Regions from separate parts of the Homo sapiens genome. Here all the other regions are linked to region 2. Evidence: read pairs that join two places in POLR2A ChIA-PET (ENCODE). Cell type or tissue: HepG2. All regions are shown on one strand. Each heading gives the region's core, and the rest is flanking DNA. Links, peaks and the distances in the headings are about the cores only.

What was found. ChIA-PET counts read pairs that join two places held together with the same protein. Peaks named below come from ENCODE experiments on the same cell type or tissue, not always from the same donor. Only the 100,000 strongest peaks of a DNase experiment are listed, where the experiment ranks them.
Region 1: POLR2A ChIA-PET joins it to region 2 with 5 read pairs; 4 of 35 experiments call an interaction of 5 or more read pairs at or near these places.
Region 3: POLR2A ChIA-PET joins it to region 2 with 6 read pairs; 2 of 35 experiments call an interaction of 5 or more read pairs at or near these places.
Region 4: POLR2A ChIA-PET joins it to region 2 with 7 read pairs; 4 of 35 experiments call an interaction of 5 or more read pairs at or near these places.

What each region holds. Positions count from the first base shown.
Region 1 is chr22:50,610,375-50,618,093 of GRCh38, reverse strand. It overlaps MAPK8IP2 (mitogen-activated protein kinase 8 interacting protein 2), which reads right to left. Exons shown (of 12, transcript NM_012324.6): 12 at 4,116-7,387. The coding sequence ends at 7,315. Among named protein-coding and RNA genes, the nearest start is that of MAPK8IP2, 13 kb to the right of the region's middle. In HepG2, for the core only: a CTCF peak has its summit at 4,199; a DNase peak (open chromatin) is centred at 4,243; H3K4me3 peaks cover 543 bases.
Region 2 is chr22:50,696,686-50,704,404 of GRCh38, reverse strand. SHANK3 (SH3 and multiple ankyrin repeat domains 3) reads right to left here. Exons shown (of 25, transcript NM_001372044.2): 13 at 6,844-6,848; 14 at 6,690-6,841; 15 at 5,602-5,715; 16 at 470-545; 17 at 157-239. Among named protein-coding and RNA genes, the nearest start is that of SHANK3, 28 kb to the right of the region's middle. RefSeq lists enhancers at 1-100, 1-829. In HepG2, for the core only: a CTCF peak has its summit at 4,371 (motif pointing right); DNase peaks (open chromatin) are centred at 3,844 and 4,364; H3K4me3 peaks cover 1,421 bases.
Region 3 is chr22:50,370,920-50,378,638 of GRCh38, reverse strand. PPP6R2 (protein phosphatase 6 regulatory subunit 2) reads right to left here. Exons shown (of 24, transcript NM_001242898.2): 2 at 6,489-6,619. It also overlaps the pseudogene RN7SL500P. Among named protein-coding and RNA genes, the nearest start is that of PPP6R2, 31 kb to the right of the region's middle. In HepG2, for the core only: no CTCF peak of the experiment used is centred there; no DNase peak of the experiment used is centred there.
Region 4 is chr22:50,752,747-50,760,465 of GRCh38, reverse strand. It overlaps the pseudogene SNRPA1P2 and the pseudogene RPL23AP82. Among named protein-coding and RNA genes, the nearest start is that of ACR, 18 kb to the right of the region's middle. In HepG2, for the core only: a CTCF peak has its summit at 3,258; a DNase peak (open chromatin) is centred at 3,245; H3K4me3 peaks cover 996 bases.

The DNA.
Region 1 (7,719 bases), core at 2,099-6,098, 87 kb after region 2:
TGAGATAGAATCTACTCTTGGTGAAGATGCTACGGACATTGTTGAAATGACAACAAGGGATTAGAATATTGCACAGGACCGAGTGTAGTAGCTCAGGCCTGTAATCCCAACACTTTGGGAGGCTGAAGTGGGAGGATCGCTTGAGACCAGGAATTTGAGACCTGCCTGGACAACATAGTGAGACCTCATCTCTCCAAAAAAACGTTGGCTAGGCACCGTGGCACTTGCTTTAGGTCCTGGCTACCCGGGAGGCTAAGGTGGGAGGATCACTTGAACCCAGGATATCGAGGCTGCAGTGAGCCATTATTGTACCACTGCACTCCAGCCTAAGTGACAGAACAAGACCCTGTCTCTTAAAAAAAAAAAAAAAGAATATTACATAAACTTAGTTGATAAAGCAGCAGCAGTGTTTGAGAGGGTTGACTTCAATTTTGAAAGAAGTTCTACTATGAATAAAATGCTATCAAACAGTGTCACATGCTATAGAGAAATATTTCATGAAAGAGTCAGTGTGGCAAACTTCATTGTCTTAATAAATTGCCACAGCTGCTCCAACCTTCAGCAACGACCACCCCGATCAGTCAACAGCCATCAACACTGACGCAGTACCTTCTACCGGCAGAAAGATTATGACTCACTGAAGGTGGAGATGATCACTGGCATTTTTTTAGCAATAAGGTGTTTTCTTTTTTTTTCAAAACAGAGTCTCGCTCTGATGCCCAGGCTGGAGTGCAGTGGCATGATCTTGGCTCACTGCAGCCTCCGCCTCCCGGGTTCAAGCGATTCTCCTGCCTTAGCCTCCAGAGTAGGTGGGACTACAGGTGCGTGCCACCACGCCTGGCTAATTTTTTTTTTTTTAAGACGGAGTCTTGCTCTGTCACCCAGACTGGAGTGCAGTGGCGTGATCTCGGCTCCCCAAGTAGCTGGGACTACAGGTGCCCGCCACCAGGCCCGGCTCATTTTTTGTATTTTTAGTAGAGACGGGGTTTGACCGTGTTAGCCAGGATGGTCTCGATCTCCTGACCTCATGATCCGCCTGCCTCAGCCTCCCAAAGTGCTGGGATTACAGGTGTGAGCCACTGAGCCTGGCCACGCCTGGCTAATTTTTTATATTTTTAGTACAGATGGAGCTTCATCATGTTGGCCAGGATGGTCTCAATCTCCTGACCTCATGATCCGCCTGCCTCAGCCTCCCAAAGTGCTGGGATTACAGGTGTGAGCCACTGAGCCTGGCCACGCCTGGCTAATTTTTTATATTTTTAGTACAGATGGAGCTTCATCATGTTGGCCAGGATGGTCTCAATCTCCTGACCTCGTGATCCCCCCGCCTTGGCTTCCCAAAGTGCTGGGATCACAGGCATGAGCCACCAAGCCCGGCCCTATTTTATTTTATTTCTTTTGAGATGGAGTTTTGCTCTTTTTGCCCAGGCTGGGGTGCAATGGCGCAATCTCGGCTCACTGCAACCTCTGTCTCCCGGGTTCAAGCAATTCTCCTGCCTCAGCCTCCCAAGTAGCTGGGATTACAGGCGCCTGCCACCACATCTGGCTATTTTTTTTTTTTTTTGTATTTTTAGTAGAGATGGGGTTTCACCATGTTGGCCAGGCTGGTCTCAAACTCCTGACTTCAGGTGATCCACCCACCTCGGCCTCCCAAAGCGCTGGGATTACAGTTGTGAGTCATCGTGCCCAGGCTCAATAAGGTATTTTCAAATTAAGGTATATACTTTAAAAGCTATTGCACATTCAATAGACTACAGTATAGTGGAAACATAACTTTTTTTTTTTTTTTGAGACAAGTTCTCACTCTGTCATCCACACTGGAGTGCAGTGGTGTAATTACAGCTCACTGCAGCCTCAACCTCCCAAGCTCAAGCAATTCTCTCACCTCAGCTTCCTGAATAGCTGGGGCTACAGGCACATGCCACCACACCCAGCTAATATATATATATATATATAAAATATGCATGTATTTATATATATTATATACATGTATATCTATATACTACATACGTGTATATCTATAAAATATACAGGTATACAATATATATACAGACCGGGTTTTTTTATGTTGTCCCTGCTAGTCTTAAACTCCTGGGCTCAAGCGATCTGCTTGCGTTGGCCTCCCAAAGTGCTGAGATTACAGGCATGAGCCACCATTCCTGGCCAACATAACTTTTATATACGCTGGAAAACAGAAAATTTGTGTGGCTCACGTTGTTGCAATCTTAGTGTGGTGGTCTAGAACCAAACCTGCAAAATCTCCAAGGTATGCCTGCAGCGACCTCTGCTATTTTGCTTTTATCTTTTGCCTTAAATTCTTCTTGATTCCCCTAACCTCCCTCTGCCTTCAACCCTCAAGTAGAAGGGAGACTGGAAAAAATACACCAAAATATTAGAAACAGTTATCTCTGGGCCATAAAAATACAGTTGATTTTAGCCTTTCTTCTATCATCTGCAGTCTCCAAAATGTCTATGATATGTGTTACTCTTTATAGGGAACGTAATTTTTTTTTTTTTCTTTTAGACAGAGTCTCACTCTGTCTCCCAGGCTGGAGTGCAGTGGTGCGGTCTCCACTCACTGCAAGCTCCGCCTCCCGGGTTCACGCCACTCTCCTGCCTCAGCTTCCCGAGTAGCCGGGACCACAGGTGCCCACCACTATGCCCAGCGAATTTTGTTTTTGTATTTTTAGTAGAGACGGGGTTTCACCGTGTTAGCCAGGATGGTCTCGATCTCCTGACCTGGTGATCCACCCGCCTCGTCCTCCCAAAGTGCTGGGATTACAGGTGCAAGCCATCACGCCCAGCCAGGGAAAGTAATATTTTTAAAAATAGGGAAATCCTACTTTTATAGTGTTTATAAAAATAATAACTTACTCAAGCACTACCCTTGGCCTGTCTGACTGGCAGATTCATTTAAGCCTTATGATAACCTTATGGGGTGGTATTTTTATTGTAGCCAAAATAACTTTTTTGTTTGAGTTTGATTAATTTATCTTAACTTTTTTATCTTTAGTTTTTCTGTGGATATTTCCATTTGCACTTGGAGGTCTCTAATAAGTAGCAAATAATACTTCAAAAAATTAAGACATATTTGCTGCAGGAAAAAAAGGAAGAGAAACACCCTCAGCTCAACTTCAGCAAAAATGAGGTGGTTTTTTTTTTTTTTTTTTTTTTTTTTTTTTTTTTTTTTGAGACGGAGTCTTGCTCTGTCTCCCAGGCTGGAGTGCAGTGGCGCGATCTTGGCTCACTGCAAGCTCCGCCTCCCAGGTTCATGCCATTCTCCTGCCTCAGCCTCCCGAGTAGCTGGAACTACAAGCGCCTGCCACCACACCCGGCTAATTTTTTGTATTTTTAGTAGAGATGGGGTTTGACCGTGTTAGCCAGGATGGTCTCGATCTCCTGACCTCATGATCCGCCTGCCTCAGCCTCCCAAAGTGTTGGGATTACAGGCATGAGCCACTGCGCCCGGCCAAAAATGACTTTTAACATTTTTTGTGTTTCAGCATTTTTCAACATATAGTTTCTAGAATGCTACATATGACCCTGCCTATTTTCTTTCTTTCTCTTTCTTTCTTTCATCTCTCTCTCTCTCTCTCTCTCTCTTTCTCTCTCTCTCTCTCTCTTCTTTTCTTTCATTGTGGTTACAGGGTCTTGCTCTTTCCAGCCAGAGTGTGGTGGCATGATCATGGCTCACTGCAGCCTCAACCTCCTAGGCTCAAGCTATCCTCCTCCCTTACCCACCCAAGTAACTGGGACTACAGGTGTGTGCCACCACACCTAGATAATTTTTGTATTTTTTTTTTTTTTTTTTTGTAGAGATAGAGGTTTCGCTTTGTTGCTCAGGCTGGTCTCGAACTCCCAGACTCAAGGGATCTGCCCACCTTGGCCTCCCAAATTGCTAAGATTACACAGTAGCATGAGCTGCTGTGCCCAGAAATTTATTTCCACTTAATAGCATAACAGAAATTTTCTGTGTAATTACAAACATTGGAACTTTTTTTCACATCTACCCAATATTTCAATTAGGTAAATATACCTTAATCAATTAACCCTATTGGTCAATATTCAGATTACTTTTATGCTTACATTATTTCAAAGAAGAATGCAATAAACACTTTTCTGTAGAACGCGTTTTATTTAGAACGCCATCCTTGGGCTAGATTGGCGGAAGTTGGAGGCGTCATGCAGCGCCTCCTGCCTGGGAGCCAGGCGATCCGCCAGGTTCTGGGAGGACCTAAGGTCAACAGCCACGCCTGCTCTCTGGGCTCACAGTCAGCAGCCGCTACCAGGAGAGCAAGTCCTCAGAAGGCCCGAGACCAGGGCCCGGGAGCGCCCACAAGGACGGGAGGTCACCCAGTGACAAACAGGGAAGGGCAGCAGGTGCGCCCAGGAACCCAGAGGCTCCCAGAGCAGAAGTGGGATGCAGGGGTGGGGGCGGGTCATGCTGAGGTTCAACAGGGACCTGCTTCCTGGTTCAACAGGGAGCTGGCCAGAGAGAGGGATCTGCTGAGGCTTCTGTTTAAAAACCCTGGCCTGGGTGTGGGTGCAAGTGGATTTGCAGGTGCAGTGAGGCAGCGGCCGGAGCAGGCTGTTGCACGAAGACCCAGGAAAGTCAGGGTGGTTTGATCCAGGCAGAAGAGGGGGAAATGGAGCCTGGGGCAGACGTAAAGGTGCTGGGGTGAGGATAAGGGTGACAGGAGGGAGGAGTCTGGGGTGACCAAGGCCTGCAGCTCAGGTGACTGGGAAAAAACATAAAACAGAACACAGATGAATGCAGGGGTCGGGACGAAGGCTCCTGTGAGTCTGAAGTGACTGTGAGTGGCACCCTCTGGCCAGCCACAGTGGCTCTCACAGCTCATTCTGCAGAGCACCGGCCCAGTGATGAGCCGAGGAAGTGCCCCTGGAGGTCAGCTGGATCTGCCCAGTGGTCTGCACAGGGGGCGGCTGCCAGGGGCCTGAGCACAGGGAAACCCTCGAAACTGTGGGAGGGATGAAGCCAGAGAGGTAGACCCCAGAACCGACCAAGCCCAGCATGGGGCGTGGAGGGCGGCCAAGCTCAAGAAGACCATGAGATTGGAGAAGGAGCTGCAGAGAGGTGGAAGGCAGACAGGCGAAGGACTCACGAGCACGTCCAACAGCCGTCCTAAGGGCCGGCTGGAGGGAAAGAGACCTGAAGACACGTTGGGGGGCGGGGCCGGGCAGGGGCGGGGCCAGGCCGGGCAGGGGCGGGACGGGGGCGCCGGAGGGCAGGGCTTGGAGAATTCTCACCTGAGTGGAAGAGCAGAGGGAGGAGGTGGGTGGGTGGCAGCGGTTTCCAGGCAGCAGCTACAGGGGACTGAGGGCCACACCCCGAATGCCCTAGCCCAGGGGGCACAAGTTTCAAACGTACACACCCAGTGGGGCTATCTGCCTCTTTACAGCTTTATCTCAATTAGTAGGAAAGTTTTCTCATAAACGTTCTGCGTTTCCGTCGTGCCACTGGTCTGCGTCCTCGGTCTCTCTGGGGCCTCAGGTCTGTGCGCTGCACACGGGCTGAACCTCTGGATCATGATGCACTTCCTAACACTGGGCAGCTATTTCTCTGCTTGTTGGCTCTGTGAAGACGTGTTTTTTACGGACAGCACTTTCTAATGTTTATGTAGTAAGTTTGTGTATACTTCCCTTAGCTCACTAAGGAACCTTCAACTGTTGTCTTCCTGGTGTTGCACGAATCCTGGGCTCAGACAGAGGGACCCCGGCCATGCTGACCCCTGCCTGGGAGGCGGGCTCACCCAGGAGGGCCTGGGAGGGAACATTGCCGGGCATCTGCAGTCACCTAAGCACATAGTGAAAAAGTCACCTATTTTCTTCTGGCTTTCTCTGGAGAATTTTTTAAATATCCATTTTAAGATCTAAGTAGATTGTTTTTCTTTTCCTTTTTCTGAGACGGAGTCTCCCTCTGTCGCCCAGGCTGGAGTGCAGTGGTGCAATCTTGGCTCACTGCAACCTCCGCCTCCCAGGTTCAAGCGATTCTCATGCCTTAGCCTCCTGAGTAGCTGGGATTACAGGTGTGCGCCAGGACACCTAGCTAATTTTTGTATTTTTTGTGGAGATGGGGTTTCACCATGTTGGCCAAGCTGGTCTCAAACTCCTGACCTCAGGTGATACGCCCCGGCTCGGCCTCCCAAAGTGTTGGGATTACAAGCGTGAGCCACCGTGCCCGGCCAGATTGTTCTTCAAGGAGTTCATGCCCCCACTACACACTGACCTGAGCCGTGCTGGCCCCCAGTCCGTGCACGTGGAAAGGACACCCCATTGCACAGCCTCGGATTCCTCTGTGGCCAATCGAGTGTATCTAGGGAGAATTCCCAAGGGTGCTTCTAGATACGGCACCTCAGATAAGGCCCCAGAGCAGCACCGCAGGGACCCCCGGCACAATTTCGGAAAGAGCTAAAAGGGTGAGATTGCCACAACACTCCCGCCACTGGGGACTCTGTCCCTACCACAATGGGCAGCCCCTGGGCACCTGGCCCCATGTCTTAGCACCCTCTAGAAACAGCCAATGTCACACCAAGCAGAGAGTTTATTGAGGCCATGGGCAGGGCCCAGGAACACAGCACGGGGCGTGCGTGGGGTGGATGCACGCTGGACTGCAGGGGTGCGCTAGCAGCGGCAAGCGGAGGGGTATTGGGGGCCCAGGAGGGCCCCCCCTCCTAGCAGCGTCTAGGGGCTTCAGGTGAGCATCAAGAACCACTCCTAGCCTCCGCAGGGCTCTTTTGGGAACCCCTCCCTGCTTCCCCCTGAGCTCCATGTGGGGTGGGGCTGGGGCGAGGGGGCCCCTCTTGTCCCTGTGGTCAAGGATGGGATGATCCCTTGAGATTCACTATAAAAATTAAAATTCCCTTATAAATCGCAGGGGAGTGGCAGGAGGGCATCACTTGGAAGCCGACATTACCTGTCCCTAGAGCCGCACCTCCTCCACACCCCCGAAGTTCTGACCCCAAAGTGAAGAATAGAGGATAAGGTTTGCAGGCACAGAGAGGGGCAGAGACACCAGGAGAGAGAAAAGGGAGACTGGGAAGGGAAGGAGGAGGACAACACAGAGAAAGAACGGATCTGAGGAAAAGCAGGGGCACGGGGGCTCCACTCCCCCGCAGCCCCAACAGCTGCGCCCTGGGGACCGAGGACGAGAGTTCCCAGCCCGCAGACCCCCACAAGCGTAAGGTCCCATGTCCCCCCAATCCAGTCCTTGCCAAAGCCATGGTGGCCTCTTGAGACATCCTCAGCCCCAGCTGCGCCTGGAGCAGACGGCCAGGAGACAGAGCGGTGGGCAGGCTACTCCAGGTAGATGTCCTCCGTGGGGCAGGCGTACGCCAGGTGCTCTTGGTAGTACTCCAGGAAGGCGCGGCTGGGGAAAGACGGTCCTCCACCAGCCACTCAGGGCCGGTCCTCAACCCCCAAACTGCCTTCCACAGAGCCTCTGAGCTCTCCCTCCTTCCTCCCTCTGCAGCCATCCATAACCCCCCACCCAGGCATGGCCATGTCACCCCCAAGTGTGACCCTCAGCTCTCCTGGCCCAGCAATTCTACCCCTGCCAGAGTGCCTGGGCCATGTGTCTGTGCCTGTTCCCACCCCATGCCCAGCACCCCAAACTGTCACCCACCACTGCCCTCTCTACACAGCACATCTGGTTCTCCTTCCCCAGACCTCCCCTGCCAGGCTCCTGCCCCCACCTGCTCA
Region 2 (7,719 bases), core at 1,435-5,434:
CAGGAAAGCCGGGGCCAAAAGCGGGAGCCGCAGGGGCAAGGCAGGGAGGGAGTGTGGGGCAGAGCAGAGTTGGGGGCAGAAGCAAGAAGCTGAAGACATCCCTGAGCGGTGTGCAGCCCCTGCCTGCCTGACCCCCGGGCACCCACTCCCCATTACCTTTGGCTCCCCGGAGCACAAAACCAAAGCCCTCGTGGTCCCGTTTCTGCAGGACAGCCACTTTGTCATCAATGACATAATCGCTGATGAAGGAAAGCAGGGAGGAGTGAGGTAAGCCCTGCCTCGAGGTTGGCCGGCCACAGTCCACCCTGCAGTCACCCCGGGACTGACAGGCCGGGCAGCAGAAGAGAGGTCGGCCAGGCACATTCCCTTGCCCTCCTCTGACCTCTTCATACCTGGCCTCCCTCTACACTGCAGGTCCTGCCCCACGTCCCACATGCATGCTCCCGCCAGCCAGGGTCCCTGCACGTACCTGTGTGAGGTGAGGCTGTCGTAGGAGCCCACTGTGTAGTGCCGAAAGAGCCGCTTCGTCCGGTCCTCCCGCGTTTCTGAAGGGAGTATCGGGAGCTGATGGACAGTCGTGGCCTCCAGCTGGCCTGCCTCAACTGCCCTCACCCATGCTGGTCACCAGTCTCTGCCCACACACACCCCCTTGGCCTGGTTGTGTCCAGATGGAAGTAGGGGGCCCCAAATCCTGGAGTCCTGGGTCCAGAGGTAAGAAGGCTGAGGGGATGATGTAGGGAATTCTGACCTCCGTGGGTCAGGGCCCAAGAGGGGGCAGCAGCTCATCTCTTTCCTAAGTAGCTGCTGAACCAGGAGTCCAAACAAGGCCAGAGCCGTCCACAGAGCGTAAGTGAGCCCCAAGGCTGCGAGCAAAGAGGGGGGTGTGCACATACGTGTGTGTGTGAGAGATCCGTGGTCATGTGTAGATGCTGTGCTCATGCACGTGTCTCTATATGAGCCCACTGTGTGCAAGTGCCGTGCTCATGTGTCTGTGTGACCTGCCGTCATGTGCGTGTGAGGTGTGTTCATGCATGTGTGTGTGCACATCTGAATCTGCATTACCCACACTCATGTACAAATGCCGTGCTATGTGCCTATAGGCGCTGGCATGGAAGCAGCGTTCTGTCTTCACCAACTTCTTCACAATAGCTCCTTGATGCTCAACCTCATGGGGTCCCTTGCTTCAGACTAACTGTGAGTGGGGCAGGGGATCTAGGTGTGTGGGCTGGGTCCCCTGCCCTGACCTCGATGCATCCCACAGAGCTTGGTCCCCAACTGTCCTCTTGATCTCAAGTCCCACATGGCCAGCACCAAGCTAGCCAGCTGTCTGCCCACCACTCCACCCTCACTGACCTGAAGGTTCGAGCCACACCTCCAGCCATGACCTCTCTGCTCCCACGAGCTCCTCCAGCTGCCTGCGAGCCCCACCCACCAGCCTTCCCAGCCCCGCAGCTCCACTCTCCAGGACCGCAAAGGCCCCACAGGCAGCACCACCACTGCCTCGCTTTCATCCCTCAGCACCTTCCTCATTTCCTCTCTTGGTAGCATTTCTCAAGATCCATGTTTTCCTTCAGCAAGTATTTATTGAGCTCCTACTGTGTACCAGCTCTGCAAATACAGCAGAGAAGAGAACAAAGTCTCTGCACTCGTGGGGTTTATAATCTGTTCTGGGAGACAGGATAAACAGAGGATAAAGACATAGCATGCGAATGCTGGCAAGTGCTCAGGAGACCAGCGAGCAGATCAGGGAGGGCAGAGAAAGGCACGCAAAGGCCTCACCCCCACGGGAGGGCTGAGCAGAGGCTGAGGATGGGGAGCAGCCTGTGGATATGTGGGCAAAGGGCTTCCCAGGAGCGGGGGTGGTCAGGGGAAGCCCACGGCAGGCATCAGCCTGCAGCATTTGAGAGAGTTCAGAGCCTGTGCAGCTGGAGCAGAGGGAGCTAGAGAGAGTGGCAGGAAATGAGATCAGAAAGATAACCTGCAGCTTTCGATGACCTGTTTCCCCCACTAATTGTGAGCTCCTTGAGGGTAAGGGCCACATGTTCTTTATCTCTGTGATCCTAGCACCCAGCACAGCACCTGGCACGTCACAGGCATTCTGCATGCTGACTAGGAGAGTAAATGGTGGACAGGTGCATCTGAGATAGACGGACAGAAGGGATGCTGACTAGGAGAGTAAATGGTGGACAGGTGCATCTGAGATAGACGGACAGAAGGGTGGATTGAAAGGCACTGGACCAGTGGATGGAGGGAGGGAAGGAGAGGGCCATGGGTAGATAGGTCAAAGAGCAGACAGATACATGGGTAGATGGATGGATGGACTGGGTGTGTAGACAGGTAGGTGGAGAGGTGGATGGATGGAGGAAGGGAGGGGTGGTGGATTGGGTTGGCTGGTGAGTCAACGGTTAAGAAGATGATGGTGGGATGGGTGGGTGAGTCAAAGGATAGATGGCTGTAAACATAGGTGGAGCAGTGGCCGGACGGAAAGAGGAAAGAGTGCCTATTTCTATCAGAAGGCACAGATATCAAAAAAGTATCGGGCTGGATTCCAGGTCCCAGCTACTACGTTGTGTGACTCTCAGTAAGTCAACAGCCCCCTCTAAGCCCGCCCATATAGAATAGAGAAATCCAACTTGGAGGATCCCCTTGGTTCTGATGACCTATATCTTATCCTGGCATTCCCCAACCACACCTGCACCCCTCATCCCGCTGAACCTAAGGCCAGCTCAGGCCAAGCCTCATCACCACTCAGGTGGGGCATCAGACCCCTCCTTTCCTCCATCACACCCTTCTCCACGTCGACAGAGGCACGGAAGTGTCATGGTGCTGCCTGCTGAAGAACCCGCCACACTTGCACTTGACCAGCCTCCTGTTTTCAGATGTTGTCAACCAAACAAATTGTATGGATTACATAACACAAACTCATTTTTCCAGTTTTGTTAATAAGACACATAAAAGCCAGCTGAAGAGAAAATGCCCAACACAGCCATCTCCTACTACCCACCCAAGTGCTGACCTTACTGCAAAGAAAGGGAAGGAGGGAGGGGAGGGAAGGCACAGGGCCTGCTCCTGCTGGGCCTCCAGAACACACCTGACCTCGCTTCTCCATTCCCTCCCTCACAGCTCCACCCTCTGCCTGCCAGGAGGTGCCGTGGGAGACTGCTCTCTGCTGGGTAAGTGACCAGGACTCGCCTCCCGATCCCACAGCAGGCACCGGCTCTGGGCACCAGCCCCTGCACGCACAGGGACTATGTCCCCTCCCTAACCTTTAAGTCCTTTTCTGTCCCCACTCCAGTCCCGGAAATGGATTTTTTTGGGGGGTGGGGGGAGCAGATCTGGGCCTGTTGGAAGCAGGTTCCTGTTCCTGGGCTGCACTCTGGCCTCTGGCAGAACTCGGCCCCGGGATCCCAGAGCAGAGGCTCTGCGCAGTGTGGCCAGCAGGGCCTGCAGCCAAGGTCAGAGGGCACTGTCACTGCTCCCACTCCCTGCCCTTCGCAGGCAGCCTCCGCAGGTCCCTCTCCCGCTGCCCACTCATGAAATACTCCCGTCTACCCCGGGACCTCTGACACTCACTCCCCAGGTCACACACACCATGGCTGCTGGCTGGAGCCCAGACCTGAACCCTCCTCTCCATTGCTCTGCTCTGCCCAGCCCGGGCTTTGATCCTACACAACCTGCACAATCAGACACTGCGGCTGGGTTCCCTCCGCCATGATGCCACACTGTCACTTGACTCCATGCCACCTGACCACCCCGTGGTCCCCACACCAGCCTCGCCCCTCACCCCATGCAGGCGTTTCACTCACATAGAACTTGCTGCCTGTGTTGCAAACAAGACTTTGCCCCTCAGGGCCATGTGACCCCCTAGAAATGGAATAACAACAAGTGGCCCCACCTCTTGGGACTGCTGGGATGAGTCAACGACTTATACGTGTAGAAGTGCTAAAACTGTGCCAGGCACTCAGAGCAGGCCGTGCTGACACACAGCTGTAGAGCGCCACACGGACCCTGCACACACGGCTGTCCCCTCAGCCCCAGCCGCTGACCACCTAGAGGACTCAGCTCAGACAATGCCTCTGTTTTGAGGCCCTCTCTGACTCCTTCAGGCCAGCCCAGGGAGCTCCCACGCTCACACGGCCCCCGTCACAGCCACTGCTCCCACAAGGCTTCCAGCTGAGCCTCCGTGATCCCGGCTCCCAGCACAGGGCCCAGCACATGACAAACACCTAAAAAACATTTGCTGCTCTCCAATTCTGACTCCAGCCTAAACCCCCCTCCCTCCCCGTCAGCTTCAGACGTAGGTCCAAATGCCCCTCACTCCACACAGTCCTCAAACCAGAACCTTCCTCACCACCACGTGGGGGAGCTCAAGACCCGCTCCCGCCACAGGTGTGGATCCCCCTACCTCTCCTTCCCCTCCCCTCTCCCATACTGTCTGAACCAGGGCCCAAATCTCTGAAACCATTTCCCATCTGGACCCTGCCCTATCCACCCTCCGCGGGCTGAGAACAGGGGGCCAAGTCCCTTCCACACTCTAAGCCACCAGTCAGAGCAAGGCAGAACAAGGCCAAGGAAGGAGGAAAGGGCACCGGCCCAGGAAAAGGTCAGTGGCGAAGCTCCTGCCTCCCTGGGCCTCTGCTGAGCTCAGCACAGGGCAGGGGTCCAGGCCGTACAGGGGTGGAGTCGCTGGGAAACTCTCAGAGGTGGGGACACAGAGATGGGGACACAGTAACCCCAGGCCTGAGCCCTTCACATGCAGAGGGAGGGTGCATGCACCCTTGATCCAGACACACCACCGATGGCCCCCAGTGACCATCACTCAGGAGAGGTTTGCTTGGCCCACCAGCTCTCCAGGACAGAAGCACATGCATGGATCTGGGGGCCTCCCGGGACCCCTGAGGGTTCCTTGCAAGGGCACCCCCAAGACACGCACCCAGCTCCAGCCCGGGGGCCCCCAAAGGACCAGATGGTCAGCAGGGCTGGACAGCAGCCACTCACCAACCCAGGAGCTGCAGCCTTCACCTTCACATCCTCCCTGCAGGCTGAGGACCAGCCCAGCCTCACCTGCTGCCCTCAGACCATCCCTGCCCCAGGGCACTCACCAGGGCACCTCCAGGCCCAACTGGCCTCATTTCCTCTTGGCTGCTCCGGGCCTGCCTGCTCTGCCCACTTGGACAATCTGTCCACTTTGGAAAAACGCCTCTTTTCTCACACTGACCTCCTTACATGTCTGCCAGCTACGCAGGAATCATGCGTTCCACACACCTGGTGTTTCTGAAGGACTGTGCTGGTGGGGTGCAAGTCACTGGGAGTCAATGTGGGATCACACAGACAGAGGCCCCGTCACACACGTCCTATGTGTCTCCACTGCACGTGAAGCGTCAGGTTACATACACGCATGTTCCCAAGTATATGCAGAGTGTGTGCACACGTGTCTGTGTCATGTACACAAGTTTGCATCTACTTTGAGTGTTTGTTTGAGTTTACCTCTAGTCTTTTCTCTATGAATATCCATGTGGATTTAGCACCAAGAGAGAACAAAGGGAAACTGGAAGGGGTGGTCCCCTTGGGAGCTGCCCGGGGAGCCGTGGGGTCACTCACCAGGCCGTGTGTCATGCTGCCTCATCTGCACTTCCTCCACGCAGTCGGCCGGGAACCAGCCCGTGCGGCCTTTCACGGTTCCCTCCCAGAAACCGCCCTCCCCAATGCTGAGCACTGGAGGAAGAAGCCAGACAGGCCGTCAGTGGGGAGCAGAGCTGGGCGCCTACCCCACCTCAGGAGCAGGTTCTGCCCACCCACCCCCTGCCCTTTCCCTCCTTCCCTTCCCACTTTCTCCCAGCTTTTTCCCTGGGAAGATTTTGGGATCCACGCAGAAGAGAGAAAGGAACAGATGGGCTCGGCACAGGGTGGGCATGTGGGGGACAGAGAGACACACAGATGGACACACTCGGGGAGGGGCGCAGGCAGGGGCAGGGGCCACACTCCTGCTGCTGCCCCCACCCCCAGCTGACCATGCTCCCCCAGCCCCTTCAACCGACCCCCATCCTGGCTCTGTCACCCACCCAGGGGTCACTGCCGAGAGCTCGGGGTCATCGTGCTGTGGCCAGTGGGTGAGGCCACGTGATGCACCAGCTGGGCTGTTTCCACCTCAGCCGGCCCTGAGGCTAGGAGCCCAGTGATGGCCCCGAGACCCCCAGAATGAGAGGGGTTTGTCATGGCACGCGATCCCCCCAGAACACAGGAAGCCCCGGTGACAGAAGCCTGCATAACACAAACACCCACATGACGGTCACAGACACCCCACGACGGCAAGGGTCCCCCACATCGCAGGGGCCTCCAATGGAGAAGCTGCAGAAGTGCCACGGGAACCCCGCAATGCAAGGAAGCTCTGTAATGGGACAGGGTCCTTCAGGCAGAGACCCCCGGGGACACAGAAACGCCCGTGGCGAGAGAGGAGCCTCCGTGGTGACACAGGGAGCCCGGAACGACAGAGCACCGGAGGGACCCGCACGGCAGGAACCTTCCCCAGGCAGAGCCCTTCACCGTGACACCAGGGATCCCACAAGGGCCCAGGGCCGCCCCGGCAGAGGAGACCCCAGAGCCACTGCCCCGGCCCGGCCAGCACCGCGCGCGGCGCCGCCCCCTCCCCGCGCCGGGCCCGCCCCCCCGCGCCCCCCCGCGCCCCTCACCCTTCACGGCCTCGCCGCGGTGCAGCGGGATCTCGCCTTCACCCTGCGGGCTGTGCGCCTTCACGGCGATGAACTTGCGGCCGGGGACGGCGCTGTAAAGTTTCCGCTTCGGGCCCCGGGGCGGCGGTGCGGGGGGCGCAGGGGGCGCGGGGAACCGAGCTCGAATTCGAATACAGCTCCTGGGCGCGCCAGGCTCGCTCCATGCCGCGGCCGCCCCGCGCCCCGCCTCCTCCACGGCCGGGCTCCTCCCTCTGCGGGCGGTGGTGGCGGCCCTCGCGCCCTCCCTCCCGCCCTCCCCTCGCCGCCGACCCCCGGGAGGGGGAGTTCGGACGCGGACGCGGGACGGTGGTCAGGGCAGCCTAGTGGGAGCGGGGGATGGGGCGGGGGCTTCGGGCACCAGCAAAGCCGCCTGGAGCCGGTGAACGGGAGGGAGGGGCGCCCCCCCCACCCCTCCAGGTCCAGGGCCCGGATCGCTGGGTGCCCAGTCCCCCTCTAGGCCTGGGTCCCCTCGTCCTGGACACCGGCCCCTGCCCACGCCCACTGCGTGATGCCCACCTTCCCCAGACCACTCCCAGACTGGGGTAGAGCCTGAGCTCTCACTCCTCCACTGGGGCTCTGCTCAGAAGCCTGCAGTGGCTCCCTAGTACCCAGGCAGGCCAGAGCCACCCGCTTTTCCAAGAGCCAGGCTCCCTCGGGCTTGGCAGTTTGCTACGCTCTAGTCACACGGGGCACCTCTCCTTCCCCTCCTGTGGGCTGTCCGTCACGCAGTTGCCAACACCTGAACTACTCTAACATCCTGACCCCTGGGCCAGCTGTTAAGTGACGGGCTCTCAGCCCAAACTCCCCCGCCGTGCCCCGTGTGATACTGGGGGGCTGATGGGGGTCGGGTCCCGGTCCGGCTCAACCGACAGAGGGCGCAGCGACCCGCGCGGTGCAGGGCCCAGCCTCGCCTCCCCCAGGGGGTGACTTCTCTCCTCGGGGCACCGAACTTCCTCAGCCCCTCCCGAGAGCTGCAGACCCTTGTCCACTC
Region 3 (7,719 bases), core at 1,245-5,244, 330 kb after region 2:
AATATGAATTCTGGAGGGACATAAACATTCAACTACAGTAGATAATTTTTTTTTTTCAGAGTTTTGCTCTTGTTGCCCAGGCTGGAGTGCAATGGCGCCATCTCAGCTCACCACAACCTCCACCTCCCAGGTTCAAGCAGTTCTCCTGCCTCAGCCTCCCAAGTAGCTGGGATTACAGGCATGCACCACCACGTCTGGCTAATTTTGTATTTTTAGTAGAGATGGGGTTTCTCCACGCTGGTCAGGCTGGTCTCGAACTCCCCACCTCAGGTGATCCACCTGCCTCAGCCTCCCAAAGTGCTGGGATTACAGGGTGACCCACCGCACCCAGCCTACAGCAGATAATTTTTTTGAAAGATAATTTTTCCTGATATAAAGTTAGAAGTCAGGAATTGTTTTACTTTCAGCACAATGAAAATATTACTCCACTGGCTTCTGGTTTCCATTGTGGCACTTAAGAAGTCAGCCATCATTCTTACTGCTGCTCAGATAAAGTTGATCTGTGTTTTTCGTTTATTTTAAGAACACTCTTTGGTGCTTTGTAGTTTTACTCTCCTTTGGCTAGCTATAAATTTTATTTTTATTTATCCTGCTTACCATTCATTTGTCTTCTCAAATCTGTAGACTTCTTTTATTTTGAGACGGAGTCTTGCTCTGTCACCCAGGCTGGAGCGCTCAAGCTCAGCTCACTGCAACCTCCGCCTTCTGGGGTCAAGCAATTCTCCTACCTCAGCCTCGTGAGTAGCTGGGATTACAGGTGCGTGCCACCACGCTGAGCTACTTTTTGTGTTTTTAGTAGAGACAGGGTTTCACCATGCTGGCCAGGCTGGTCTGGAACTCTTGACCTTGTGATCCTCCCGCCTCAGCCTCCCAAAGTACTGGGATTACAGGCGTCAGCCACCGCGCCTGGCCTAAATCTGTAGACTTCTTTCACCAATTCTGAGAAATTTTAGTCTTTATCTTTTCTAATAATAAATCTGCCTCATTCTCTCTTTTCTCTTTACAGAACATTAAGTAAACATCCATTAGACATTTGCCCTCGATGTCCCATGTTCTGGCCTATGTTTCCCATCATTTTCTCTGTGCTTCATTCTGGGTAATTCCTTCTGACCTGTTTTCTGGTTCACTGATTTTCACTTCACTGTATATATTTTGTTATTAAACCTGTACACACTGAATTATTATTATTATTATTGAGAGAGGGTCTTGTTCTGTCACCCAGGCTGCAGTGCACTTGCACAATGATGGCTTGACCTCCTGGGCTCGAGTGATCTTCCCACCTCAGCCTCCCAAGTAGCTGGGACTACAGGTGTGCACCACCACGCCTGGCTAATTTTAAAAATTCTTTGTAGAGACAGGTTTTCACCATGTTGCCCAGGCTGGTCTTGAACTTCTGGGCTCAAGTGATCTCCCTACCTCTACCTCCCAAAGTACTGGGATTACAAGCATGAGCCACCTCACCTGGCCTGAATTTGTGATACTGAATATTTTATTCTTTATTTCTAGAAGTTCTACATGGTCCTTTTTCAAATATTCTATATCACCTTTTACTGTTTCTTACAAATATTTTTATGTTGTTAAATATTTATTTCTTTTTATTTTTTATTTTTTTGAGACGGAGTCTCGCTCTGTTGCCCAGGCTGGAGGGCAGTGGTGTGATCTTGGCTCACTGCAAGCTCCGCCTCCTGGGTTCACGCCATTCTCCTGTCTCAGCCTCCCGAGTAGCTGGGACTACAGGCGCCTGCCACCGCGCCCGGCTAATTTTTTGTATTTTTAGTAGACACGGGGTTTCACCATGGTCTCCATCTCCTGACCTTGTGATCTGCCCGCCTCGGCCTCCCAAACTGCTGGGATTACAGGCGTGAGCCACTGCACCCAGCCAAATATTTATTTCTTTAAAAATAAGAAGCACACTCAGCCAGCATGCTAGATCACGCCTGTAATTCCAGTACTTTAGGAGGCCGAGGTGGGCAGATTGCTTAAAGCCAGGAATTCAAGACCAGCCTGGGCAACACGGCAAAAACCTGTTTTTACAAAAAATACAAAGAATTAGCCAGGTGTGGTGGTGTGTGCCTGTAGTCCCAGCCACTCAGAAGGCTGAGACAGAAGGATCACTTGAGCCCAGGAGGCGGAAGTTGCAGTGAGCCAAGATCACGCCACTGTACTCCAACTCCAGCCTAGGCGACAGAGTAAGACCTTCTCACACACATACAAAAAGTACACTTTTTTTATAGTCTGTTTCTAACAATTCCAATACCTGAAGTCTTTGAGGAAGTGTTTCTACTGGTTTTCCTGTTTTCATTTTCTGGGGGTTTTTTTGAGACAAGGTTTCACTTTGTCACCCAGGCTGGAGTGCAGCGGTGCAATCATAGCTCACAGCAGCCTCAAACTCATGGACTCAAGCCATCCTCCTGCCTCAGCCTCCCAATATGCTGGGGTTACAGGCATGAGCCACCACACCTGAACTGTACTGGTTTTAACTCAGAGTGGCTTATTTGCTTGTGTGCTTAGTCATTTTTGTCTGTGTACTATTAATCACTGTCTTTAAAAAATATCTGCAGGCGGATCACCTGAGGTCAGGAGTTCAAGACCAGCCTGGCCAACACAGTGAAACCCCGTCCTTACTAAAAATACAAAAATTAGCCGGACACACGCCTATAGTCCCAGCTACTTGCAAGGCTGAGGTAGGAGAATCGCTTCAACCTGGGAGGCAGAGGTTGCAGTGAACCGAGATTGTGCTACTGCACTTCAGCCTGGGATACAAAGCAAGACTCCATCTCAAAAAAAAAAAAAAAAAAAAAAAAAATCTGCAGGGATTCTTTGTATCTTAGGATGAAGGTAACTTCTTCCAGAGAGGTTTTATCTTTGTTCCTGTCAGATGACAAGCTAGAAACACCTTGAATTAAATTCATGCCCGATTTCCCTGAACTACCAGGCAATGTAACTGGGCTAAAAATCCTCACAAAGGCCAATACAGAGCTACAATTCTCAGGAACAGGTTTTTTTCCCTTTTCATCTTTTTGTGCTACATTTAGTAAAAAGACAACCAGATGAGGGCAAGGAACGGTGTGAGGCACATGTGCCTCTAGTCTGCCCTCACACCTTGAGGATAGAGCCCTTCAGAGTTCCATCGGTGTGGGGAGGGTCTCCTTTAGGCTATTTACCTTGAGAGGAATCGAGCTTAACTACTGTTCTTTTCACAAATCCTCTAAACTCAAAGCCCCACTTTGTCCACATGAGCAAATGCCCTCAGGACAAAAGCAGACCCCATTCTATGGTGTTTAAATTACCTTTCTGCGTTATTTTCAGTTAGATTTTGATCCAAAAGTTTCCTGCTTTTTTGTCAGTTCTTTTATTTATGTTTTTTCATCTAACAATTGTGGCTGTTTTTCTGGGGTGGAGGGTGGGGGAGTAGAAGGTAGTCTAACCTAGCCTAACATTCTCAGAAACATAAAACCTTGCCATTTTTCTTGCAAAATTTATTTGATAACACGATTCTATAATAAAACATACATGCTCTCGTCGCTTTGAGGAATTATTCTACTCTCTACTGGCTTCCATTCATGCTGCTGAGACATCTGTTGTCAACCTAGCTAATGTTCCATTTTAGGTAATCTATCTTTTAACTTTACCTTAACACCTTCTTTTTGTCTTTGGTGCTATACGATTTCAGTGTATGGGTGTGGGTTTGTTTTTTTCTTTTTCTCTTTTTTTTTTTTTTTTTTTTGAGACAGAGTCTCGCTCTCGCCCAGGCTGGAGCGCAGTAGCGTGATCTTGGCTCACTGCAACATCCATCTCCCACGTTCAAGCAATTCTCCTGCCTCAGCCTCCTGAGTAGCTGGGAATACAGGCGCGCACCACCACGCCCGGCTAATTTTTGTATTTTTAGTAGACACGGGGTTTCACCGTATTAGCAAAGATGGTCTCAATCTCCTGACCTTATGATCCGCCCACCTTGGCCTCCCAAAGTGCTGGGATTACAGGCGTGAACTACTGCACCTGGCTGGGTTTGTTTTTTTCTAAAAATATTGATTGGGACATATTGTGATTCCTAAACCTATGGATTTAGGTCTTTTATTAGTTTCTGAAAGTTCAAAGCTATTAATACTTCGAATAATACATCTCTTCAATATTCCTGATTTTTTCATTCTAGAATTCCAGCTACATATTTACTACCATCACTGATCTCTCAGGGCTGCACTTTGGATAATGTCTTTCACTGTGTTTCACTTTACCAATTCCATCTGCATCTGTGTTTAATCTGTTTAATCCATATGTTGAATTTTGGTGGGTTTCTTTTTTTTGAGACAGGGTCTGGCTCTGTCACCCAGGCTGGAGGGCAGCGGCACGATCTTGTCTCGCTGCAACCTCCACCTTTCAGACTCAAGCCATCCATCCGCCCAGCTGGGTCATCTTAATTTTTAACGCATCAGAGTGCTCACAGAAATTATATTTGGCCAAGCGTGGTAACTCACACCTATAATCTCGGCACTTTGGGAGGCCAAGGCAGGAGGATCACTTCGGCCCAGGAGTTCAAGACCAGTCTGGACAACACAGTGAGACCCCATCTCTAAAAAAATTGTTTTTAAATTAGCCATGGTGGGCTGGGTGCGGTGGCTCACGCCTATAATAATCCCAGTAATTTGGGAGGCTGAGGTGGGTGGATTGCTTGAGGTCAGGAATTCAAGACCAGCCTGACCAACGTGGTGAAACCCCGTCACTACTAAAAACACAAAAATCAGCCAGGCATGGTGGCTGGTGCCTGTAATCCCAGCTATTCGGGAGGCTGACGCAGGAAATTCGCTTGAACCCAGGAGGCGGAGGTTGCAGTGAGTCAAGGTCATGCCATTGCACTCCAGCATGGGCAACAGAGCAAGACTCTGTCTCACAAAAAAAAACACATAAAAATATATAAATAAATAAATTAGCCGTAGTGGTGCATTCCTATAGTCCCAGCTACTGAGGAGACTTAAGTGAGAGGTTCCTTTCAGCCTAGGTGTACATGGTTGTGGTGAGCTATGATCACACCACTGCACTCCAGCCTGGGTGACAAAGTGAGACCTTGTCTTGAAAAAAAATAAAGAATAAAGAAATTAGGCTGGGCGCGGTGGCTCACGCCTGTAATCCCAGCACTTTGGGAGGCCGAGGCGGGCGGATCACGAGGTCAGGAGATCGAGACCATCCTGGCTAACATGGTGAAATGCCGTCTCTACTACAAATACAAAAAAAATTAGCCGGGCGTGCTGGCGGGTGCCTGTAGTCCCAGCTACTCGGGAGGCTGAGGCAGGAGAATGGCATGAACCCAGGAGGTGGAGCTTGCAGTGAGCCGAGATCGCGCCACTGCACTCCAGCCTGGGCGACTGAGCAAGACTCTGTCTCAAAAAAAAAAAAAAAAAAAGAAAGAAATTATATTTATTCTAATTTATCCAGCATCTCACTGAACTGCAATGGAAGAGCCTCGTAAGAGTATCTTATATTGCTGGAAGCAGAGGTCCTTCCCTCCCCTTTTCATTTTCTGCGTAACTGTGTGGTTTGAATGGCAACTGTGACAGTGTATATGCTGTATCTCACATGTTCCCTGCAAGTGAGACGGAACATATACCTCATTAAATATGTGCAAAACTGTTCCTGTTTTGTCAGAATTAAACTTTGGACAGGGCGCGGTGGCTCACGCCTGCTATCCCAGCACTTTGGGAGGCCGAGGCGGGCGGATCACAAGGTCAGGAGTTCGAGACCACCCTGGTCAATATGGTGAAACCCCGTCTCTACTACAAATACAAAAATTAGCCAGGTGTGGTGGTGCGTGCCTGTAGTCCCAGCTACTTGGGAGGCTGAGGAAGAAGAATCGCTTGATCCCGGGAGGTGGAGGTTGCAGTGAGCCGAGATCACACCACTGCACTCCAGCCTGGGCAACAGAGCAAGACTCCGTCTCAAAAAAAAAAGAAGAATTAAACTTGGGCTTGGAAAGACCAAGCAACTTGCTCAAAAACATGCAGAGCATCTCAAAACCAGACACAGGAGGATCAAAAACCACCAAAAGACAACAGACCATGAGCACATCTGTTTTTTTGTTTTGTTTTGTTTTGTTTTGAAACAGAGTCTTGCTCTGTCGCCCAGACTGGAGTACAGTGACACGATCTCGGCTCACTGCAACCTCCATCTCCTGGATTCAAGCGATTCTCCTGCCTCAGCCTCCTGAGTAGCTGGGATTACAGGTACACACCACTATGCCCAGCTAATTTTTGTATTTTCAGTAGAGACGGGTTTCATCATGTTGGTCAGGCTGGTCTCGAACTCCTGATCTCATGATCCACCCACCTCGGCCTCCCAAAGTGCTGAGATTACAGGTGTGAGCCACAGTGCCCAGCCAGCATATCTTCTAAACTACGTTTTTCGCTGTGACCCATCTTTGAACTTCCACCTGTACAGAACTTTTACATAAATTACACAATAAAACAGAATCAAATTGAAAAAGAAACTTATCTTACCTTCTGTGGAAATCTCTTGTTTAAATCATGTATTCAGGCAAAACAGAAAAACATTTGTGGTTTTTTTCTTGGAGTATATGCAGCTTTAAGAAAATTTTTTTCATTCAGTGGAAGATTTATAATCTCTTTACCTGAAAAATAAGAGGAAAAATCTTGCTTTAAGTTCTTCCTCGGTAAAGTTAACTTATCAAAATGGCAGACAACAGGAAAAGGAGGCAGGGTGCGGTGGCTCACACCTTTAATCCCCACAGAATGGGAGGCCAAGGCGGCAGATCACTTGAGTCCAAGAGTTTAAGACTAGCTTGGGTGACATGGAAAAACCTCATTTCTACCAAAAAATACAAAAATTAGCCGGGTGTGGTGGCGCATGCCTGTAGTCCCAGCTACTCGGGAGGCTGAGGCGGGATCACTGGAGCCTGGGAGGCAGAGGTTGCAGTGAGCTGAGATCATGCCACTGCACTCCAGCCTGGGTGACCAGAGACTGACCCCATCTCAAAAAAAAGCAATTACAAAATTTTAAAAATAAAGCAATGGAACAGCATTTATTATCTGTCCCTTAAATATAAAATTTGTCTTTGATTTCATAATTCAACTAGCAAACATGACAGTTAAAATGATATTTTAAGATAGTTTTCTTTTTTTTTTCTTTTTTAAAGAGATGGGGTCTCACTATGCTGCCCAGGGTGGAGAGCAGTAGCTATTCACAGCTCCAGTCCCACTACTAACCAGCATGGGAGTTTCTGATGTGCTCCATTTCCAACCTCAGCTGGTTCACACCTCCTTAGGCAACCTGGCAGTCTTCCTTTTCTGGGAGGTCACCATACTGATGCCGAACTTAGTGCAGACACCCAGTTCACACAGCACATTACAGCCCTCAAGTGATCCTCCTGCCACAGCCTGCTGAGTAGCAGGAATTACAAGCACAAACCACTGTGCCTGGCTATATTACAACTTTAAAATTCCATTTTATAATTATCCTAGTCCCAGGTGAAATAATGTATTTAATAATTTGTAGGATGGGTGGAGTATTATGTTTAATTGGCGTTGTCAGGTATGAAGTCCTTCAGAAAATAAAATTTGTTTTAAAAAAGGTCTGACGTTTAGCTCTTGAACCCACTGTCACTTAAATTTCCAATAATGATTAAAAATATTTTTAAATTAGGATTCCCAATACCCTGACCTCTACAAAGGGTTTCTTAGAAATAGGTCCTACATTTGTGGCTGGGGGCAG
Region 4 (7,719 bases), core at 1,509-5,508, 56 kb before region 2:
CATGGTTTCAAGATACATGGGAACCACACAAAAATCAATTGTATTTCTGTATACTGGCAGTCAACAATTGAATATCAGAATATGAAATATTTAGAAATAATTCTGACAAAATATGTGAAAAACCTGCACACTCAAAATTACAAAACATTGCTGAGAGAAATTGAAGCAGCCCTAAATAAATGAATAGATACCCTGAGCTCATGACTCAGAGGACGCAGTACCGTAAATAAATGAATAGATACCCTGAGCTCACGACTCAGAGGACGCAGTACCGTAAATAAATGAATAGATACCCTGAGCTCATGACTCAGAGGACACAGTACCCTAAATAAATGAATAGATACACTGAGTTCATGATTCAGAGGACACAGTACCCTAAACAAATGAATAGATACCCTGAGCTCATGACTCAGAGGATGTAGTACCCTAAATAAATGAATAGATACACTGAGTTCATGATTCAGAGGACACAGTACCCTAAATAAATGAATAGATACCCTGAGCTCATGACTCAGAGGACGCAGTACCCTAAATAAATGAATAGATACCCTGAGCTCATGACTCAGAGGACGCAGTACCCTAAATAAATGAATAGATACCCTGAGCTCATGACTCAGAGGACGCAGTACCCTAAATAAATGAATAGATACCCTGAGCTCATGACTCAGAGGACGCAGTATTGTTAGGGTGTCATGTCTTCCCAAATTGATCTGCAAATTCAACACAATCACAATGAAAACATCAGCAGATTCTTTTAAGTTAATTCTTTCAATTGGCAAGCAAAAATTGTATATATTTCTGATATACGACATGATGTTTTGATATATGTATACATTGTGGAATGGCTAAATCAAGCTATTTAACATTATCTCACATAATTATCATTTCATTTTCTTTATAGTAAAAACACTTAAAATCCACTCTCTTGGCAATTTTTATGTGTACAATACATTGTTATTAACTATAGTCACCATGATGTGTAATACATGTCTTGAACTTACTGCTCCTGAATAACTGAAATTTTGTGTCCTTTGACCAAAGTCTCCCAATCTTCCCACCCCCCAGCCTCTGGAAACCACCATTTTACTCTGTTTCTATGACTTAGACTTTACTACATTCCACATATAAGTGACATCATGCATCATGTATCTTTCCGTATCTGGCTTATTTCACCTAATGTCCTCCAGTTCATCCACATTTTCACAAATAATAAAATCTCCTTTTGATGGCTATGTAGTATTCCACTGTGTATATATATCACAGTTTCTTGATCCATTCATCTTGTTGATGGATGCTTAGGTTGATACCATATCTTGGCTATTGTTAACAGTGCTGCAATGAACAAAGGAATGCAAATATTTCTTTAACATACTGATTTCCTGTTGAAATCTATATTCCTTTACATGTATACCCAGTAATGGGATTGCTGAATCTCAGCAGAATTTTTTTTTTTTTTTGAGACGGAATCTCGCTCTGTTGTCCAGGCTGGAGTGCAGTGGCACAATCTTGGCTCACTGCAAGCTCTGCCTCCTGGGTTCACGCCATTCTCCTGCCTCAGCCTCCTGAGTAGCTGTGATTACAGGCATGCACCACCATGTCCGGCTAATTTTTGTATTTTTAGTAGAGATGGGGTTTCACCTTGTTAGCCAGGATGGTCTCGATCTCCTGACCTCATGATCCGCCCACCTCGGCCTCCCAAAGTGCTGGGATTACAGGCGTGAGCCACCGCGCCCGGCCAGAATTTTTATTGTAGAAATCAACAGACTCATGCTAAAATTCATATGGAAATACAAAGGACCTAAACCCGTCAAAACAGCTTTAAGAAAACACAGATGTTGGAAGATGTATACTACCTGATTTCCAGACTTATTATAAACCCATTTGCAGTAAGATGGTGTGGTACTGGTGTCAAGATAAACAAATACATGAAAGGAACAAAATAGCTCAAAAGCAGAGCCAGACATATATGAACGACTGATTTTCTTCAGAGGTACAAAGGCATTTCAATGGAAAAAGGAGAATCTTTTCAACATATAGTGCTGGAGCAATTGGACATCATATACCAAAGAATTTTCAGCCGGGCACGATGGCTCATGCCTATAATCCTCAGCACTCTGGGAGGCTGAGATGGGCAGATCACCTGAGGTCAGGATTTCAAGACCAGCCTGGCCAACATGGTGAAACCCCATCTCTACTAAAAATACAAAAAAATTAGCCAGGCGTGGTAGTGAGTGCCTGTAATCACAGCTACTCAGGAGGTTGAGGCAGGAGAATCACTTGAACCTGGGAGGCAGAGGTTGCAGTGAGCTGAGATCATGCCACTGCACTCCAGCCTGGGCAACAAGAGTGAAACTATGTCTCAGGAAAAAAAAAAAAAAAATTTCAATCCAAGTTCATACCAAATACAAAAATTAACTCAAAATGGATCATAAACCTAAGTGAAAAACCTAAAATTCTAACATTTCTAGAATAAAACATAAAAGAACATTTTTGTGACCTTGGGTTAAGCAAAAATCTCTTAGACCATACACCAAAAGCATGATCCATGATTTCAAGATACATGATAACCACACAAAAATCAATTGTATTTCTGTATACTAGGAATCAACAATTGAGTATCAGAATATGAAATACTTATAAATAATTCTGATAAATAAATAAATAAATAATTCTGACAACATATGTGAAAAACCTGCACACTCAAAACTATAAAACATTGCTGAGACAACTGAGGAAGTCCTAAATAAATGAATAGATATACCAAATAATATGTAACAATAAAGAATACAGTGATTAGTTGTACTCCCTCAAAGTTTAAAACTGCTGAGCTCCAAAAGACACCGTTTAGAGAATTAAAAAGCAAGCTCTGACTTGGAGAAGACATTTACAATGCATACAGCTGACAAAGAACTTACATTCAGCACGTAAAAAGAACTCTCAAAACTCTATAAAAAGATGACAACAGAAGTTTTTAAATAGGCAAAAGATTTGAACAGACACTTCCCCAAAGAAGATATATGGATGACAATGAGCACATGAAATATGCTTCACATCACCAGTCATTAAGCAAATGCAAATTAAAACCACAATGAAATATTATCACACACCTATCAGAATGACTAAAATTAAAAAGACTGACCAGGGTGGTGGAGCCAAGATGGCCCAATAGGAACAGCTCCGGTCTACAGCTCCCAGCGTGAGCGACGCAGAAGACGGGTGATTTCTGCATTTCCATCTGAGGGTTCATCTCACTAGGGAGTGCCAGACAGGGGGCGCAGGACAGTGGGTGCAGCGCACCGTGCACGAGCTGAAGCAGGGCGAGGCATTGCCTCACTCGGGAAGCGCAAGGGGTCAGGGAGTTCCCTTTCCGAGTCAAAGAAAGGGGCGACAGACGGCACCTGGAAAATCGGGTCACTCCCACCCTAATACTGCGCTTTTCCAACGGGCTTAAAAAACGGCACACCGGGAGATTATATCCTGCATGTGGCTCGGAGGGTCCTACGCCCACGGAGTCTCGCTGATTGCTAGCACAGCAGTCTGAGATCAAACTGCAAGGCGGCAGCGAGGCTGGGGGAGGGGCGCCCGCCATTGCCCAGGCTTGATTAGGTAAACAAAGCAGCCGGGAAGCTCGAACTGGGTGGAGCCCACCACAGCTCAAGGAGGCCTGCCTGCCTCTGTAGGCTCCACCTCTGGGGGCAGGGCACAGACAGACAAAAAGACAGCAGTAACCTCTGCAGACTTAAATGTCCCTGTCTGACAGCTTCGAAGAGAGCAGTGGTTCTCCCAGCACGCAGCTGGAGATCTGAGAACCGGCAGACTGCCTCCTCAAGTGTGTCACTGACCCCTGACCCCTGAGCAGCCTAACTGGGAGGCACCCCCCAGTAGGGGCAGACTGACACTTCACACGGCCGGGTACTCCTCTGAGACAAAACTTCCAGAGGAACGATCAGACAGCAGCATTCGCGGTTCATGAAAAACCACTGTTCTGCAAACACCGCTGTGGATACCCAGGCAAACAGAGTCTGGAGTGGACCTCTAGCAAACTCCAACAGACCTGCAGCTGAGGGTCCTGTGTGTTAGAAGGAAACTAACAAACAGAAAGGACATCCACACCGAAAACCCATCTGTACATCACCATCATCAAAGACCAAAAGTAGATAAAACCACAAAGATGGGGAAAAAACAGAGCAGAAAAACTGGAAACTCTAAAAAGCAGAGCGCCTCTCCTCCTCCAAAGGAACGCAGCTCCTCACCAGCAATGGAACAAAGCTGGACAGAGAATGACTTTGACGAGCTGAGAGAAGAAGGCTTCAGATGATCAAACTACTCCAAGCTACAGGAGGAAATTCAAACCAATAGCAAAGAAGTTTAAAACTGTGAAAAAAAATTAGACAAATGGATAACTAGAATAACCAACGCAGAGAAGTCCTTAAAGGAGCTGATGGAGCTGAAAGCCAAGGCTCGAGAACTACGTGAAGAATGCAGAAGCCTCAGGAGCCGATGCGATCAACTGGAAGAAAGGGTATCAGTGATGGAAAATGAAATGAATGAAATGAAGCGAGAAGGGAAGTTTAGAGAAAAAAGAATAAAAAGAAACGAACAAAGCCTTCAAGAAATATGGGACTATGTGAAAAGACCAAATCTACATCTGATTGGTGTACCTGAAAGTGACGGGGAGAATGGAACCAAGTTGGAAAACACTCTGCAGGATATTATCCAGGAGAACTTCCCCAATCTAGCAAGGCAGGCCAACATTCAGATTCAGGAAATACAGAGAACGCCACAAAGATACTCCTCGAGAAGAGCAACTCCAAGACACATAATTGTCAGAATCACCAAAGTGGAAATGAAGGAAAAAATGTTAAGGGCAGCCAGAGAGAAAGGTCGGGTTCCCCACAAAGGGAAGCCCATCAGACTAACAGCGGATCTCTCGTCAGAAACTCTACAAGCCAGAAGAGAGTGGGGGCCAATATTCAACATTCTTAAAAGAATTTTCAGCTTTCCACAGCGCGGGGGAACGGGAGGCCGCAGGATGGTCAAGCTGACGGCGGAGCTGATCGAGCAGGCGGCGCAGTACACCAGCGCGGTGCGCGACCGGGAGCTGGACCTCCGGGGGTATAAAATTCCCGTCATTGAAAATCTAGGTGCTACGTTAGACCAGTTTGATGCTATTGATTTTTCTGACAATGAGATCAGGAAACTGGATGGTTTTCCTTTGTTGAGAAGACTGAAAACGTTGTTAGTGAACAAAACAGAATATGCCGTATAGGTGAGGGACTTGATCAGGCTCTGCCCTGTCTGACAGAACTCATTCTCACCAATAATAGGCTCGTGGAACTGGGTGATCTGGACCCTCTGGCATCTCTCAAATCGCTGACTTACCTAAGTATCCTAAGAAATCCAGTAACCAATAAGAAGCATTACAGATTGTATGTGATTTATAAAGTTCCGCAAATCAGAGTACTGGATTTCCAGAAAGTGAAACTAAAGAGCGTCAGGAAGCAGAGAAAATGTTCAAGGGCAAACGGGGTGCACAGCTTGCAAAGGATATTGCCAGGAGAAGCAAAACTTTTAATCCAGGTGCTGGTTTGCCAACTGACAAAAAGAAAGGTGGGCCATCTCCAGGGGATGTAGAAGCAATCAAGAATGCTATAGCAAATGCTTCAACTCTGGCTGAAGTGGAGAGGCTGAAGGGGTTGCTGCAGTCTGGTCAGATCCCTGGCAGAGAACGCAGATTGGGGCCCACTGATGATGGTGAAGAAGAGATGGAAGAAGACACAGTCACAAACGGGTCCTGAGCAGTGAGGCAGATGTATAATAATAGGCCGTCTTGGAACAAGTCTTGCTTTTCAAACATAGTATAATAGCCTTGTTTGTGTTAGCAAAGTGGAATCTATCAGCATGGTTGAAATGCTTAAGACTGCTGCTGATAATTTTGTAATATAAGTTTTGAAATCTAAATGTCAATTTTCTACAAATTATAAAAATAAACTCCACTCACTGTGCTACCAAAAAAAGAAAAAGAAAAGAATTTTCAACCCAGAATTTCATATCCAGCCAAACTAAGCTTCATAAGTGAAGGAGAAATAAAATACTTTACAGACAAGCCAATGCTGAGAGATTTTGTCACCACCAGGCCTGTGCTAAAAGAGATCCTGAAGGAAGCACTAAACATGGAAAGGAAAAACCAGTACCAGCCACTGCAAAAACATGCCAAAATGTAAAGACCATCAAGGCTAGGAAGAAACTGCAGCAACTAACAAGCAAAATAACCAGCTAACATCATAATGACAGGACCAAATACACACATAACAATATTAACTTTAAGTGTAAATGGGCTAAATGCTCCAATTAAAAGACACAGACTGGCAAATTGGATAAAGAGTCAAGGCCCATCAGTGTGCTGTATTCAGGAAACCCATCTCATGTGCAGAGACACACATAGGCTCAAAATAAAGGGATGGAGGAAGATCTACCAAGCAAATGGAAAATAAAAAAAGGCAGGGGTTGCAATCCTAGTCCCTGATAAAACAGACTTTAAACCAACAAAGATCAAAAGAGGCAAAGAAGGCCCATTACATAATGGTAAAGGGATCAATTTAACAAGAAGAGCTAACTATCCTAAATATATATGCACCCAATACAGGAGCACCCAGATTCATAAAGCAAGTCCTTAGTGACTACAAAGAGACTTAGACTCCCACACAATAATCATGGGAGACTTTAACACCCCACTGTCAACATTAGACAGATCAATAAGAGAGAAAATTAACAAGGATACCCAGGAATTGAACTCAGCTCTGCACCAAGCAGACCTAATAGACATCTACAGAACTCTCCACCTCAAATCAATAGAATATACATTTTTTTCAGCACCACACCACACCTATTCCAAAATTGACCACATAGTTGGAAGTAAAGCACTCCTCAGCAAATGTAAAAGAACAGAAATTATAACAAACTGTCTCTCAGACCACAGTGCAATCAAACTAGAACTCAGGACTAAGAAACCCACTCAAAATCGCTCAACTACATGGAAACTGAACAACCTGCTCCTGAATGACTACTGGGTACATAACGAAATGAAGGCAGAAATAAAGATGTTCTTTGAAACCAACGAGAACAAAGACACAACATACCAGAATCTCTGGGACACATTCAAAGCAGTGTGGAGGGAAATTTATAGCACTAAATGCCCACAAGAGAAAGCAGGAAAGATCCAAAATTGACACCCTAACATCACAATTAAAAGAACTAGAAAAGCAAGAGCAAACACATTCAAAAGCTAGCAGAAGGCAAGAAATAACTAAAATCAGAGCAGAACTGAAGGAAATAGAGACACAAAAAACCCTTCAAAAAATTAATGAATCCAGGAGCTGGTTTTTTGAAAAGATCAACAAAATTGATAGACCGCTAGCAAGACTAATAAAGAAGAAAAGAGAGAAGAATCAGACCCAATAAAAAATGATAAAGGGGATATCACCACCGATCCCACAGAAATTCAAACTACCATCAGAGAATACTACAAACACCTCTATGCAAATAAACTAGAAAATCTAGAAGAAATGGATAAATTCCTCTACACATACACCCTCCCAAGACTAAACCAGGAAGAAGTTGAATCTCTGAATAGACCAATAACAGGCTCTGAAATTGTGGCAATAATCAATAGCTTACCAACCAAAAAAAGTCCAGGACCAGATGGATTCACAGCCGAAT